Regions from separate parts of the Homo sapiens genome. Here region 2 is linked to region 1. A link is a loop called in an ENCODE intact Hi-C map of the cell type or tissue named here. Cell type or tissue: Caco-2. All regions are shown on one strand. Each heading gives the region's core, and the rest is flanking DNA. Links, peaks and the distances in the headings are about the cores only.

Region 1 (2,922 bases), core at 267-2,766:
TTATTCAATAAGCCTAGGGCATCTTTTTATCCAGAGCTCCCTGAACGAAATGGCCAGGGCTGGGAAAAAAGACAGCAATACTGGACATTAACGGGAAGCCATGCAAGGATTAGTTTGGATGGAGAATTGCTAGAAAAGACCATACTCCATAAGAAAGCCAGGTTCCCATGACCTAGGATGCCTGCTTTTTCTTACTCATTCATGAGTGAGCCTTTGTTCATAACTATGAATATCACTGCAGGCGACCCTGTATGAAAAACGACAGACTGGCATGAAGATAAGAAGATTCTCCCCACTGGATATCCCACTGTTTATTGCCAGCTAACAGATGTTTACTCAAATCTCCAGAATTTACTTATTTTTGAGATGGAGTCTTGCTCTGTCACCCAGGCTGGAGGGCAGTGGCACTATTTTGGCTCACTTCAACCTCTACCTCCCGGGTTCCAGAGATTCTCCTGCCTCAGCCTCCTGGGTAGCTGGGATTACAGGCACATGCCACCACACCGGGCTAATTTTCGTATTTTTCATAGAGATGGGGTTTCTTCATGTTGGCCAGGCTGGCCTCAAACTCCTGACCTCAAGGAATCTGCCCCCTTTGGCCTTCTGAAGTGCTGGGATTACAAGCGTGAGCCACCGTGCCCGGCCTCAAATCTCCAGAATTTAAAAGGGATTTCCTGCTGTTCCTGTTGTGCCTTCCACCCTGCCCACTCAGCCTCAGGCCACTGCAGGCTGAGGCCTCTCTCCTGAGAGCGGCTTCCTGCTCAGTTGATGAATAGTCAGGCAAGGCTGAAGCAGTAGCCCCCGCCCACAGACCACGGTTTCCAGACTGATAAACGCAAATTCTCTTGTAACTCATTTCTCTTCTTCCTGTTTGAAAGAGTGAAGATATAATGTAGGCACATCTTTTGTTGTTGTTGTTGTTTAAGGCTGTTTTCACGCTTGGTGCTTGTTGTGTGTAGGCAGGACTAATAACTGTGAGCTTGTTTTGAGAGGGATCTCCTTGTAAAGGTTGAGGAGGAAAAAACAACTCAAATAACCCCAGAATATGTGAGGAGATTATGATGTGGATGAGTTCCATAGATTAAGGTCTCCTCTCCTGGAAACTAGGAAACTTATTGAAATTACAAAGGTCAAAATCCAGAGACATTATCTTTTGCAGAGGTCTTTCGCCTTTCCTGATTTAATATCTGCCACCTAGTGAGAGGTTGAGGAACAGGCATCGCAGAAATTGAACATTCACGGCTATTTTCAGGCTACAATGGCTCCCTAAGGCTGAGAGTAAAAAGGAAATTGTCGAAAAGAGATATGGCAGCAACATGGGAGAAACAGCTCTTGAAGCTTTCTGAAGGCCTTAAACCCCACTTCCAATTCCCCTTCTGAACAAGTACAAACCGTCCTAGGCCCCCATCTCCTCTACCTCCTTTATTCTTCCTTCTCCCCTTCCTCTTTCTTTTCCTTTTTCTATTCCTACCACAAAGCCCAAGTGGCAGATGATCATTTTCAGGCCCTAGCACAATAGACAGACACTTAGTCCCTTTCCTCACACTCTCCACCCTGACGCCTCAAATGCAGTGGCTTTTTTCATGAGCTTCTGCACATCTGAAGGAAGAGTATCAATCAGGACCGAGGCCATAGATAACGTATTAGTAACGTTCTTCTTGTACAATATTCAGAAAATGTCTTCATCTAGGACTCAAGGCAGAAATATATAAATATGATTAAAAGGAGGTTAACCCATCTTAATGGAAACCAGATTAATTGCTGTATTAGTCAAGATTCTCCAGAGAAACAGAACAAATAGAATGTATATACAGAAAGAAAAAGATTATTATAAAGAATTGGCTCTTACAATTATGGAGACTGACAAGTCCCAAGATCTGCAAGATAAGTCAGACCCGGGAACCCAGAAGAGCTAATGTTGTAGATCCAGTCTGAGTTCAAAGGCCTAAGTATCAAGAGATCTATTTGCTTAGTTTCGGTCCCAGGAAGAGCTGATGTCTCAGTTCAAATAGAAAAAAGCCAATGACCCAGTTCAAAGGTAGTTTGGCACGAGGAATTCTCTCTTACTCAGGAAAGGGTCAGCTCTTTGTTCTATTCAGGCCTTCAACTGACTACATGAGGCCCATCCACATTAGGGATGAGTAATCTGCTTTACTTAATGTGCTCTACTTAATTAAGATTTAAATCTTAATCTCATCCAAAAGCACGCCCATAATAATAATTATTTAAATTAATTAAATAATAATATTTGACTGAATGTCTGGGCACCCCATGACCCAGTCAAGTTGATACATAAAATTAACCAACCCAATTTCCCAAAAGCTGGGTTTTCATAAATCTGACTCATAAAATACAGTAAGTGGACCATTAGTCCACTTATTTTTTATCAGTATGAAATCCTTTTTCAGGAGCTATTCACTGGAGTTTTAAGAAAAATAGTTGCCTGACACACCACTAATCTAGAGGTCATATCCAGAGTGACATCATTTTATGAGAGATGACCACTGGTAAAGTGGTATATGTTTCCCAACTGTCACATAAATGGGAAAGGTGGGCCTGTTTCCTTTCTGAAGGTATTTCAATGAGGGGTTTTGTTATAAGAATATCTTTCTAACCTCCAGAGAGCCCAGCACACTCCAAAGGTAAGGAATGGCATGATGAGCAAATTCAATCCATTTAATTCTTCTATTCCATGACTTCTAATTGGTTATGTTAAACTGGGAATGCACCTCAGCTCAGGGTTATGATTAGCCTCACAGATTGCTTTGTAGATGAAAGTCCTCAGAACTTTCCTATTAATAGTCCTCTATGGAGGGTATTGATCTTTGTGAGAAAACTGCTTGCATCCTGATGCATGCAAAACTTATGGCTTTTATTTTTATCTGTACCTTTGGATACTAAGGCAATTAATCCTCACAATAC
Region 2 (2,922 bases), core at 329-2,828, 110 kb before region 1:
AGTTAAACATACACTTTACCTATTACTCACTCCAGGGTATATATCTCAAAATAATTCAGTATATTACCACAAAGAGAATTATACAAGTATGTTTGTAACAACTTTACTTATAGTAGCTCCATTATGGGTCAAATTATAGCCTTCCAAAAAGATATGTTAAAATCCTAACCCTGGGTAACTCAGAATGTCACTTTATGTGGAAATAGGATCACTACAGAGGTCATCAAGTAGAAACGAGGTCATTAGGATAGACTTTAATCCAATATGACTGCTGTCCTAAAAGGGAAATATGTCCAAAGAAACACACAGAGTGAAGATGATGTGAAGACACGCAGGGAGAAAAGTCATATGACTGGAGTGATGATACACCTGCAAGCCAAAGAATGCCAAAGGTTGCTGGCAAACACCTGTCAACGAAGAGTCAAACTCTGTAAAATATTTGAAGAGATTTACTCTAAGCTAAATATGAATGACTATGGCCTGTGACACAGCCATCAGGAGATCCTAAGAGCGTGTGCCCAAAGTGGTTAGGGAAGAGCCGGGTTTTATACATTTTGGGGAGACATGAAACATCAACCAAATACATTTAAGATGTACTTTGGTTTGGTTCAAAAAGGCAAGACAACTTGAGGAGGTGGCTTTCAGGCTAAGGTAAATTTCAACATTTTTTGTTTGACAATTGGTTGAGTTTATATAAAGGCCTGAGATCAATAGAAAAGAAATGTTTGGGTTAGGATAAGGGATTGTGGAGGTCAAAGTTTTATTGTGCAGAGGAAGCCTTAACATAGTAGACTTCAGGGAAAATAGGTTATAAAATGTTTCTTATCAGACATAAAAGGGCACCTGGCTCTTAGCTGATTATCTCCTGGATCTGGAAAGTGAAAAAAAAAAAGAGAAAAGGGGATTCTCTACAGAATGTAGGTTTTTCCCACAAGAGACGACTTTGCAGGCCAATTTCAAGATAAGACAATAAAATATATTTGGGGTTGCTTATTTGTTGTGTGATGTTATGCCAAAGTCAGGTTCGAAAGTAGGACATGTTATACAGGGTTAAATAAAACTCCTCTGATGAGACTTTAGGGTTTGTAGGGCGTGCTCACCAAACCCCTTAAGAAGGAATTTGAGCAAGATAAGATTAAGAAAAAAAGGTCAGAGTTTAGTCTTCACACCAAAGCTAGAAGAGGACAGGAAGTATTCTCTCCTAGAGCCGATGGAGAGAGCATGGCCTTGCCAACACCTTGATTTCAGACTTCCAGTCCCTAGAACCATGAGATAATACATTTCTGTTGTTTTAAATCACTCTGACTTAACAATATGGATAACCCTCAAAAATTTTATGTTAGCAGAAAAAAACGCCAGAAGACACAAAAGAGCACATGCCATATTATCCCCTTTATATAAAGATAATAGTAAAAATGACCATATAACTCTTTTTCACATCCACACGTTTTGCAATTTTTTTTTAACCATCCATCAAGAGGTGGCCAATTGTCCACTTCTTCAATCTGGACTGGAATGTGACTTTTGTCAATAGAATGCAGTGGGAGTAATCGTGCCCCAGTTCTCAGACAAGATTCTTCACATACCCAACTCTGTCTCTGAACCATATCCAGGCACCATGTGAGCAGTCCCAAAATAGTCTGCTGACGTGTCAGAGGCACTCAAACCAGAGTGATTCCATCTTAAATAGGGGCTGGGTAAAATAAGACTGAGACCTGCTTGGCTGCATTCCCAGGAAGTTAGGCATTCTTAGTCACAGGATGAGATAGAGGTTGGCTCAAGATACAGGCCACAAAGACCTTGCTGATAAAACAGTTTGCGGTAAAGAAGCCAGCCAAAACCTACCAAAACCAAGATGGTGATGAAAGTGATCTCTGGTCGTCCTCACTGCTCATTATATGCTAACTATAATGCATTCACATGCTAAAAGACACTCCCACGAGTGTCATGACAGTTTACAAATGCCATAGCAATGTCAGGAAGTTACTTTATTTGGCCTAAAAAGGGAGGAACCCTCAGTTCTGGGAACTGCCCACTCCTTTCTGAGAAAACTCATGAATTATTCACCCCTTGTGATATGGTTTGACTGTGTCCCCACCCAAATCTCATCTTGAATTGAACCTCCCATAATTCCCATGTGTTGTGGGAGGGACCAGGTGGGAGATAATTGAATCATGAGGGCAGTTTACACCATACTGTTCTTATGGTAGTGAATACGTCTCATAAGATCTGATGGTTTTATAAATGGAAACTCCTTTTGCTTTGTTCCCATTATCTCTTGTCTGCTGCCATTCAAGACATGCCTTTCGCCTTTTGCAGTGATTGTGAGGCCTCCCCAGCCATAGGGAACTGTGAGTCCCTTAAATCTCTTTTTCTTTATAAATTACCCAGTCTCGGGTATGTCTTTATCAGCAGCATGAAAACAGACTAATACATCTTGTTTAGCATATAATCAAGAAGTAACTATAAGTATACTCAGTCGAGCAGACCATGCCACTGCTCTGCCTATGGAGTAGCCATTGTTTTGCTTCTTTACTTTCTTAATAAACTTGCTTTCACTTTACTCTGTAGACTCATCCTGAATTATTTCTTGCATGAGATCCAAGACCCTCTCTTGAGGTCTGGATCAGGACCTCTTTCCAATAATAGAAGGATGAGAAACCATATAAAGTAGAGATAAAATGTCATAACCAAGGCCATCCTGGAGCTGCAGACTTAGCAGTTAATCACAAATACTTGAGTGAGCCCAAAAGAAACAAGAACCACACAAACGAATTCAGACCAAATTGCTGATCCATTTATTTGTGAATTAAATAAGGAGTTGTTTTAAGTTATTGAGTTTTGAGGTTTGTATGTAGCAGCAATTAACTAATGAAGTAAAGAAACAAGCCAAGTAAAATCTGACAATAAACATCATAAAAG

Evidence for each region. Peaks named below come from ENCODE experiments on the same cell type or tissue, not always from the same donor. Only the 100,000 strongest peaks of a DNase experiment are listed, where the experiment ranks them.
Region 2: it touches region 1 in a loop (12-fold over the local background); 3 of 110 quality-filtered maps call a loop at or near these places.

Annotation. Positions count from the first base shown.
Region 1 is chr5:41,636,878-41,639,799 of GRCh38, forward strand. No RefSeq gene overlaps it. Among named protein-coding and RNA genes, the nearest start is that of PLCXD3, 130 kb to the left of the region's middle. In Caco-2, for the core only: a CTCF peak has its summit at 1,227 (motif pointing left); DNase peaks (open chromatin) are centred at 714 and 1,944.
Region 2 is chr5:41,525,697-41,528,618 of GRCh38, forward strand. No RefSeq gene overlaps it. Among named protein-coding and RNA genes, the nearest start is that of PLCXD3, 17 kb to the left of the region's middle. In Caco-2, for the core only: no CTCF peak of the experiment used is centred there; DNase peaks (open chromatin) are centred at 435, 1,155 and 1,655.